Regions from separate parts of the Mus musculus genome. Here region 1 is linked to region 2. The links are chromatin contacts, found by POLR2A ChIA-PET in ENCODE. All regions are on one chromosome and are shown on one strand. Each heading gives the region's core, a stretch centred on a gene start or an enhancer-like site at or near the end of the contact. The rest is flanking DNA. Distances are from core to core; before and after follow the strand shown.

The links. ChIA-PET counts read pairs that join two places held with the same protein, here RNA polymerase II (POLR2A).
Region 1: POLR2A ChIA-PET joins it to region 2 with 38 read pairs in Patski. The contact joins the promoter of Synrg here to the promoter of Hnf1b in region 2. POLR2A ChIA-PET finds 5 or more read pairs at or near these places in 2 of 5 experiments (Patski and embryonic stem cell).

Annotation. Positions count from the first base shown.
Region 1 is chr11:83,960,762-83,966,032 of GRCm38, reverse strand. It overlaps Synrg (synergin, gamma), which reads right to left and starts at 1,602. Exons shown (of 20, transcript NM_194341.2): 1 at 1,487-1,602. The coding sequence starts at 1,557. It overlaps Ddx52 (DExD box helicase 52), which reads right to left. Exons shown (of 15, transcript NM_030096.2): 15 at 2,945-4,283. The coding sequence ends at 4,226.
Region 2 is chr11:83,849,262-83,854,513 of GRCm38, reverse strand. Hnf1b (HNF1 homeobox B) reads right to left here and starts at 3,645. Exons shown (of 9, transcript NM_009330.3): 1 at 3,122-3,645. The coding sequence starts at 3,465. It overlaps Gm12576 (a long non-coding RNA gene), which reads left to right and starts at 3,883. Exons shown (of 4, transcript XR_388929.3): 1 at 3,883-4,007; 2 at 4,235-5,252.

The sequences.
Region 1 (5,271 bases), core at 353-2,852, 110 kb before region 2:
ACCCTTCAACAACCATTGTAATCACTTTGTGTCTCCTATGGATTTACTACCTGTTGGAGTGCACATGAGTTTATTGCCCATGCTCTTTCCCCTAAGACAGGATCTCAGGGTACCCAAGCTAACATCAAACTCTCCCGATAGCTGAGCATGTCTTTGAGCTCCTGATCTTCCTGCCTACATCTCCTCAGAGCTGGATTACAGGCATTCTCCAGTGCAGCTCCTTGGACCAGTGGCATTAAAATACTACAAACCAAACTGAGCAACACACTGAATTTTTCTGTGCCCAGGGGGTCTTCCTTTTTTTTTTTTTTGAAAACATTTGTGCCTAAAACATGAAATTCTTTGAAAATTTCTAGGACTGGTCCCATTATTACTCATACATTTGATTAGATTAATAGAATGCCACTTTAGAAATTGTCATCCTGTATATATTCTGCAGGCAAAAGCAATTTCTAATGCTCACTAATGAAAGACCCCAACGAAACAGTGACAAAACCAGAGGAGGAAGGAAAATGTTTTAAGTTTAAAGTCAAAGACTGTAGAGGAAGCAGAAAACCTGGCCACACACCGTTGCTTTATTCAAGTGACTGCTTTTTTTCCTTCCGTGAATGAGTGTGTGTGTGTGTATTCACAATATGCACCTGAAGGAGACGGTTACTTTAAAATCTTTTACACATTTGAAGTGTAGGTGATTCCAAAATTAAACTATACATTAAAAAAAAAACCCAAATACTTCGCTTTCCAAAGATAACTTAGGATATTTAAAAATAAAAGCTAATTTTATCTCGGAATGTGTGTGCTATATGTCAGCTAATTAAATAAACACAAACTGAGTCATGATAGAAAGGGGAGCAGACTTTCTGGAATCAAACATTTTGTCAAATGAAAATGAACTTGAGTTACAAACACCCCTTTACCATTCTGGATACAGGGAGCATAGCCTAAAAATTATCTGAAATAGAACAAAGAGCAGATTTTTATTTTTAAAAGGAGCTCAATAAAGTCTGGAAGCTTTTGTTTTAAGAGGAGCATACTGCTCTTGGTCAGTGAATTTTCTTTGTTTCAAAATGTCTATTTTAAAAGGAGTCAGACAAATGTTTTTTTCTACTAAACGGGCTTTATCTCAAGACAATTACTAATTCAAAGGTCTTCAGATTTTTCTATTTGTATGTGAAGAAAAGAAAAAAGGACTGGACAGGACGCTCTATGAGAGGAAAGACAGTACTGTACAGTCTTAAAACGGTTCCTCCAGCTTTGCGACTAGACCGTCACAGCCTTCGCTCCGACAGCAGCTCGAGCCCAGCAAGCCTAGCAGGGACTCGCGGGCGCTCGAGGCCCCGCGGCAGGTGCGGTGGCGCCTGCACCCGAGCGCGCTCCCCGCGGGTCCCCAGGACGCTCGCGCCCCGCAACCGCCGCCCCTGCGCCCGGCCCCACCTGCCCACCCCGCCGACCATGGCTGCCCACTCCGCCCGCCCCGCCGACCCACCTGCCTGCCCCGCCGGGCCCCGCGCCCGCCCCCGCCGCGCCGCTGGCTCCGGCTCCCGGCCGCAGCGCCATCTTGCTCGGGGCCGCCGCCGCGCCAGCAGCTGTCAGCCGAAGACAGGCACTTCCGGGGCAGACACCGCCCCACCAAGTCGGGGCCGACGACGGGGCGGGGCTGCGCGCCCACGTGACTTCATGGCCCCCGGGCACGAGCGGCGCGCCCCGGTGGCATTCTGCAGGAGACACAGCACTGCGGCTGGTGTAGTTAGTTTGCAAACCCGGATCTGCACTAATGCACACAGTAGGTCCTGATATAACCAGATGATGGAACACAGGTGCTTTTCTGCTGTTCCTTTACACAGCAGTCGGATCCTAGAGGGCCTTTACAGCTGTTTCCCTTGGCACTCTCTCTTCAGCATCTATTACAGACACTGACAGTACCTTTTACTTAAGTCAATCTAGAGCATACATGGACCCAATACACACGAAGAGGATATCCTCCAAGGTGCCCTACTCATGTGGTCGGTTTTGCCATAGTGAGGCACCGTGAGCACATGCTGAACCTACACAGGGTATTTTTACTTTGACACCTCCAACCCTAACCAAGCTACCTGGAAGTAAAATGTGTTGAAAGTAAGTTTGTTAAGCTCTTAGATAATGGATCAATCACAACCAGTCCCTGCCACTTCTTGCCTTACAGCTTTCGCTGAGACAATTATAATAGGTTATTAGTTTACTAGACCAGTTTTATGTGCATTTAATAGTCTGATGTCCCTGAGTTATTACTGCTATTTTAGAAATGAGAAAAAAAAATCTTGAAAGAAGTTCTTGTAATATGCTCAGATCTTGGAGCTGCAGTGTGTCCACACCAATATGTCCTCAAAGTCCTTGGTCCTTTAACTAGGACCACGCCCACTATTTGTGAGATCTGTTTTCCTTGTTTGGTCTTGTTTACTATTTCACTTTTCCTCTTCCCTGGTCAAAGCTAGCATTTATATAGGAGAGTCCTTACTGATATGTATAGGAGTTTAAATCCATTCCTGACCCTTTTTTTAAAAAAAAAGCTGATACAAGTTTTGTAGCTACTTCATGGACTGGGTGGTTGCTCAGAAAAAATAAAGAGAAAATAACTGAATGGGGATTATCAACACGATCTGTTACCATCTCTATCTGCATCCGTCCAAGGACACTCCCCACCTGTGTTAAGAGTCTTGTTAGGATGCTTTGAGATCACAGCCCCATACCACATAATCGTTTCTATACTTCATCACTGCCGTTAGTTGCTAAAGAGTGGTGCTGTTAGCATACAAAGCTTCAGACACAGAGATAGGCACTTTTACTCTTAAAACACAGGAAAAGCTGAAGGTCTAAAATGAAAATGCAGCCGCAATGGTTTCAAGTGTATACCCACTTCAGGATATACACTGACTCAACTCTCTGCAAGAACAAAACAATTACAAACTTTTAGTTTTTATTCTCTAGAGCAGTTTATTTAAATGAAGCCTGATTTTTTTTTTAAATCTTTATCCCATCTATTCAATATCAGTCTCATGTCTGTATTCTCAGCAGTAAAGGGGCTGAAACAGGAGGATTGCTGTGAGTTCCAGGCCAGTCTGGGATACAGAGATCCCTTTTCAAAACAAATACACATTTAAAAGGAGGTCTACTGTGCTGATTTTAGACTAAAGTATCAACTGCCTAGAGTAAAGGAAACAGGCTTAATTCAGTTGCTGGCAGTCACTTATGTTGTAGTCCTGTGGCAGCACAGGCCCTGAGAAATTCTAGGCTCCAGTCTTAAGTGCTTCAACTTGTACCAAGCCTTTTTTATTCCACTGTACAAAGCAGGTAATTAAGGAAAACCTGCATACTGTGCACTGCCTTGGTCCAAATGATCACAGTTCTCTGTGGAGGGTGGCTGAAGCCCATCAAGTCTCAGCAAAGATAAGCATCTGAGACAATGAAACGAGGTGTATCGTGTAACGGGAATGTTCTTCCTCATCAGGATAGGATAGAGTGCTATCTGCTTTCAGGCAGTCATCTTGGTGGAAAGAGACAGGAAAGAACATGGTTAAATGATGGAGAATGAAGTCAGACAGGGAAAGGCTGATCATAACCTTACAGTTGCAACATTATGACAGCTAAGCATAAGCTTCCTCCCCAGTGCAGTACAGGTCAATTTCAACAGGCTCAAGTTTCCAATCCTCTGGAATTTGGATAACCACAGATGGGGGACCTCCTTACTGTGGCTCCTACCACAAAGAAACACTAAAGGGAGTGCTAGGCTCCTTCCTGTGTCTGGCCTGTGCTGCTGCTCTTGTTTGCATCCCACACAGCGCTGGCTCTCCATACACACAAGTGTGGATGGTGCACTCAAACTCAAGGTTTTATTTTAAAATTCTGTTCCAGACGCCTCTCCACAGCATGCATCACACTTTCCTTCACACTTGAAGGGCAAAATCCTTAAGAGTTCACCACACTTGGGTGTTATTTTAGCATCGGCTCTTGTTCTTCTATAAGAAGTATCTCTCTGGATTCAGGCAGAAATGCCAATGCCTGTTATTTTCATTGTATAAATCCCACCTACAAAGTGAAGCTTGATGCATCACTACATCAGAACCATTCTGTCCTCTCATATCCTTGTGGATTTCAAATGTTTGGTAAAGATGGTTGTAAGTACTCCATGAGAATCCATGCCAGGCTCATAAGTTACACTGCAGGGATTGCCTTCTAAGGTATTTATTTTTTAACTTTTCTCTTTGAGAGTTTCTTTCTTCTTGCTGTTTTGGCCAGCAACCTTTTTCCTATGAAAAGGAAGACATACTGAATTAGAAATTCCATATGAATTTACTTCTATAACCTAACCGAGGCTAAATAAACATGTGCTAAAAGTTACCATACAGCAAAGCATCCGAGGAGCTGGGAACAAAGATGTTTCCTACGTCTTGGTCTAGCATTAAAATCACTGTCCATATGAAAAACGTTATAACCAACTACACTACTACATAGCACAAAGGAGAGAGTTTGGTCTTGACCCAGTGGTTCTGTGGTAAGTACTGGACACTGCTGTTAAGTGTTGTTTGCACATGCACTTTCAAATAAGACAACGAGGCAGAATGGATAAAACCTGCTGGTCATCACACATTAGACAAGCAGCTTGCCCAAGTCACCCAAGAAAGTTCCTATTAGAATCAGTTTTTAGGCTCCAAATCCAAATCCACCCCTCACCACACCAGGCTGGGTCTAGACACTGAGGGATCGGGTCCCAAGTTTAATGTGGAAGCTGAGCTGAAGACATAAACTTATACACCCCAAAGCAACCTGTGTCTGTAATGGAGAAAGGAGCATGAACTAGATCATGATAGATCTTGTTCTTATGTTTAGAAAGACGGTCTTTAAATTAGAAGCAAATGGAAAGAAAGCCTTAAGGGTATGGTTGATACCACAAGACTTAACCAGCACTTCCAAGGCTGCTTGTAGCTTAGTTTTAATAAGCCCAAAAGAATGCTATAAACACAAAACGTTTAAAGTGCAATTATCCAAATAATAATAATAATAACGATTATTATTATTAAAGAAAAATACTGCTGTATCCTATTCAAATTCAATGATCTCCATGTTATGCTCCATCTGACCTTCAGGCTCCAGAAAAGCCTCCACCAGCTTCTATTCAGTACCCGAGAGACATCCACTTGTAATCTTAATTTAATCTCTGACAGGTGCCTAACAGCTTTCATGAGATTCCAGACAAACTACCTGCCACACAAAAACTCTACATACACATAAACACAC
Region 2 (5,252 bases), core at 2,396-4,895:
TCCAGCAATCAAGGGAGATATTGTATAGCATTTGAATTGTGGCTATTTCAGCAAGCCTTTGCTATCGGATTCGTGAGAAGCCAGGCTTTCGAATGAGATGTTTTTGTGAATTGTAAACGTTCACATTAATGGTACATAAATTAACTAATTCCTCAAGCATTTATTAAGGCCCAGAAAGTAGAACAACATAATGAAATAGTAAGAAAAAAAGCAGAGGAACTGCGTTCCAGTGTCAGACCTGGAGAATTCATCCTGAGCAGGAGGAAAACACGGCAATCAACATTTTAAACATAACCACGTAAATAACAGCGATCGTCTAAAAGCTCATTGTTGGTTAACATTTCCACAGATATTTTTAGGGTGGAAAAACATTTCTAACAGATACGAACCATAGCTTCAAAAGTTAGAGAAAACAGTATTTGGGTTTTAAAAATTACCACTGTATCGCTTTAACAGATCGTTTGGCCATTTTTCCTTTGTTTAGCTTCTTTACCGGTTATTCTACGTACCTAAAAAAAACCTAGCATAAGAGTGTGTTCTAAACGTGAGTGGTTCCGTGAAAAGGGGAATTAACAGCGAGATGATTAAGAAAAAAGAAAAACAAAACAAAAGAAAAACCGTTGAGACAAAACCTTCAGGCCCTGAATTAAAAATATTTGAATTGGGGGTTAAGATGGCGTAGTTATATCTTAAAAAACAAAAAAAAAAAAAAAAAACCTGAAAAACTAAAAAAAAAAAAACTTCTCGGATCCCAGAATGCCCCGCATATTCCCTACGGAAGAGAGCTCTGAGGCCCAGGTAAAGAGTTATTGGGAAATACAGTTTCCTCCCTAGGAGAAACTCGCTGTAGCGAGGAGCGCTCGGCCTTTGTAGAGCCAGCGCAGGTGTCAAAAGCAAACCCACAGTGGCCACAACGTCCAGCCCGCTCCTTCCTCAAGGGTGACTTTGCTTCCCAGGAGCAGAGACTCTCTGGGTCCCGGCTCGCGGGGAACCAGGGGCCTTGGTCCCTAGGTGGCCCACCAGGTCTCCTAAGCCCCTGGGGCACACCAGCCTCCGACCCGCAGCCGGGGAGCGCGCGACACCGCCGTTTGCAACCCTCCACTCTGGCCAGGTTCTTCCAGCCAGGGTAAAGGCGACCAGGCGCGCCACCGAGTGACCCTCCTCCCCCGCACACCTTTCTTTTCTTTCTGACTTACAGGGGAACAAGGGGGTGGAGCGGGAAGAGAAAAACAAAAGAGAGTGCCCGGTACCCTGCAGTCGGCTGCGCGGTGACCTGCGAGCCGCTAGCAATTTCTTGAAAAATTACTTTAATAAAGTCAGACGCTCCAGGCCCAGGGGAGGGAAGGCGGCACCAGCTTGCGAATGGGACAGAGCTTCAGGGTGTGCCCTGGGTCCTCACCCCAGCTAGAGTCTGGGCTCCTCTCCTTCTGCTCCCCATGGCTTGGGGGTGGGAAGAAGGCCCAGGTCCTAAGACCCCCGACTCAGAGACTCTGCGCCCGCAGAGCTCTGCGGGTGTCGGCTTCCCAGAGCAGCGCGGGGACCTGGGGGTGCGTCCCGTACCTCCGCGCGTGTGTCCGGCGAGCACCCCCTCCTGCGTTTTGATTTCCTTCCCTTTCTAAGCCGAGTTTACAACTTCACCAATGAATAACCCGCCTCTCTTTTCAACCTAATCACGTTTTGTGTACTTTCTGTTGATGATTTATAGGAATAAATTAATAACACCCCAACTCCACGTGCTGCAGTTTATGTTACATCTCCGCTCTGTCCAGCCCGGGGTGGGGACCACGGTGGAGAGGCGCCCTCGGCCTCCCGGGCTTCCCTAAGTCGGCTCCGAGGCGAACTAGACAGTGGCTCTCAGGAGGAAGGACCTAGGCCCCAGGGGGCTGGCGACGGGATGCCGGGTCCCTGAGCCAGGCCCCAGGATAAATTTTCTGCCAGCCTGCCGTCCCAAACCTTCCGAGGGGCTCGGTACCTCAGTCTGTACCCTCTACCCCTGACACCATCCAGGCCGCTAAACTCAGCCAGAGGGGGAAAAAAAAAATCATTGCTACGTGGAGAAACAGCAACGAAAGAAACCCAAGCTTTTAAATTAGAGCAAAATCATTTTAGGGGTTAAAAAAACAAAAAAAACAAAAAACTTTTAGAAGTCCTCCAGATTGCCTTGGCTAGAGGGCGAGCGGCCGGGTCCCCAAAGCGCAAATTCAAATGCAAGGTCATATCCCACCCCAAGCGCGCGCTGCAGGAGAGGAAGCCGAGCCAGGGAGGCCGCCACAGTCACTCCGGAACTCTGAAACTTTGAAGCCGCAGGGCTTAAGAGTCAGAGGCCACGCGAGGGGCTCCTTTCTGAAGCCAAGTGGCCCCGGAGCGACGCGCAGTCTAAGGGAGCCGCTTGGCTCCTTGGATAATTAGTAACTAGCTGTCAAAGCGTAGGCCCGGGCGAGAGGACCGGCAAGTGATCCCAGCCACCGGAGGGACCGCCAGCCAGCCTGGGCTCCCCTAAGCCTGCTGGGGTGTCGTTAGTGAGATGCGTACACGCCCACCTCTGCAAAAGGGCATGGTGGTCTTAGGAGCACCTATTCTCTCTCCCTTTGTTCATGGTTTCTTTTGCCCGGCACTGGTGACCCTACAACAAACTTTCCACTTTATAATTCTAAACTTGGCTCTGTAAGGACACAATCAGAGAACTTGCTTCCCAGGCCTCGGCCACTGATGCTGCCAGGTCTTTTGCAGAGAACTGCAGATCGCAGGGATTAATACGTGGCTTGGGGTTTGGGAAGTTTGGTGGGTCCGGGGGCAATTGCAGCCTTTTCGCTGCACCCACCAGCCCCTCTGGTCATGTGACCTAAGGCTCCGCACCTTCGGTTCTCGTGACTGGGTACCACCAACAAAGTGCCTGGGTCCAGGCTGCCCGCATAGGTGGAGGCAGACGAAGCCTGGGGGTTCCAGGTCGCCCGGTGGAGGGCCAGGTTCAATAGTTAGCAGAGAAGCGGAGTGCCCCCGGGCTATTTTTCCCGTGGGGAAGGGGCTTGGGGAGAGCAGTGTACACCTCATGCCTCCGGTGAGGGGCCGGGGACTCCAGAGACTGCTCGGGCTCCAGGGCGTACCTCGCTCGCTTGCCTACCTGAGCATCCGGTCCACCTCGGCCCGCTGCTCCGCGGCCTCCTCGGTGTTGAGCGCCTGGAGCTCTTTGAGGATGGGAGGAGTGTCATAGTCGTCGCCGTCCTCTGAGCCCTCGTCCCCAGACAAGCGGCCCTTGGCGTGGCCATTGGTGAGAGTATGGAAAACCGGCTTGGTGTCGAGATCCGCCCCGCTCCCGGGGGACAGGGGCAGTGTCTCCAGCTTCACCCCGAAATTCGGGGACGGCAGTAACTCCTCCAAGGCCTGGATCAGCACTTCCTTGGTGACTCCGGAGCTCAGCAGGGCACTCAGGAGTTCTTGCTGGAGCGACGTGAGCTTGGACACCATTTTCCAAGGACGGAAAAAGAAGGGGTTGAGGGGATGGGTGGGTGTGAGAGAGGAGGGTGGAGGGGAGTTTTACAAGAGAACTCCAAGTCCTGGAACCCCTCCACCCTTTAGCTTTCAGACACCTGTTACTCTCTGGGGTCCCGGAGACTCCTCCGAGAGGAGTCAGAAAACTTCTAACTTGCCATGATCTCCACCATTAGGCCATATAAGATATGCAAATGAGTGGGAAGGGCTCAGCTTTCGGCAAGATGCAAATGGTGGTGGGGAGGGGGGAAAAACCGAGAAAGTGGGAGAACCTAAGGGACAGTCCAACGGAGCGAGAGACTTGGGCCGGGATTGGGACTTGCCAGAGCCCATTCTACTCACGCTGGGGGGCTCCAAATCTTCTCTACCGATTCTGTTTATCAGCCAAACTTTAGGTGACCTTTGGACTGGTAAAGCAAGCGGCTTGCAGCCTGGGCTGGGTGGGGGTGGGGGACCTTTCCACTAGCGACAGGTTCGGCTTTAGTCCAGAAAGAAGAAACTGCGCTTCGGGGGTTCAGGTGAGAGAGCTGGACAAAGTTGGGGTGCCTTGGCAAGGGGGAGGGGGGGAGGGTGAGGAGAGCAGAAAGCCTCCAGGTTGTCTGCAGGTAGCAAGCCTGGAGATGTAGTCAGATGGTGGCGAATCAGATTCTTTGGGAATGGGCGCCAGGAATAAGAGTGGCTTTAGGCGCGGTTACAACGAATTGGAGGGACCCCATTTCTTTTTACCTCGGTTACTGCTCTCCAGGTCCTCCTCAGCTCCGCCTGGTAGTTTGGATTTGCCGGATTCCTGACCAGGACCGCGCGTTGTTAACGTGCTAGAGGCCTGCGGGACCCTTGAAAGGAGACGCCGATTCGTTTATGGCCAGAGGGAGTAGCGAAAGTGGAGCTCTGCCGCTGCAGGGCTCACCAGCTACCTGCCCCGCCAAGCCAAGGGGGAGCAGGACACCTGGAGCTCGCCTTCTGCCTAAACCCGGAACCCAACAGCGCCTGAGCTCTGCACCCAAAACTAGGGCTACGGAGTCTCCTTTCTAGTAGTGAATGTGTAGATTGACCTGTGGCTGGACCGACTGTTGCAGCTCTGGATTACCCAGGACCACTGTTTTGGTTCTTAATTCTAGGAAGTCCGTTGTACCGGGAGTTAAGAATCGCGCTCTATAAACACAAGTTCACTGTGGTGGTGGCAGGAGTCTTGTATGCCACCTAGAGCAGGCACCCCTAAAGCCACTGAAGAAAAAAAAATGTTTTTTCCCCCACCCAGGTCTGGTCCGGAAGGAAGCTCTGAGCCTTTCGGCACAGCACGGCAGGAGTTTCTGCCACATCTCCCCTGGGACCCGGAGAGGAAGCAAGGAGGCACAAGCCGCACCCAGACCTCCAGGCAGGGACCTGAGCTGCAGGGAAGGAAACTGCTTACACACACACACATACACACACACACACACACACACACACACACACACGCACACGCACACGCACACGCACACGCACACGCACACGCACACGCACACGCACACGCACACGCACACGCACACGCACAGGCACACACATTTCCCCAGGGTAGAGGCGGTTTTGAACCTCGGTTCTCTCATTTGTGAAATATATTCCTAATATCCAGGATACAGAAAAGCTGTAGACACGGAAGAAGACCACCTGTGCAAAGCTGGCTAACACCTGTGTACACACTTCCCCTGTCTGCGAAGATGGCAGGCCTGTTCCCAGTGGTTTGGAAGCTTAAGGTTCTCAGCATCCGGGCATTAGGGTTGGAA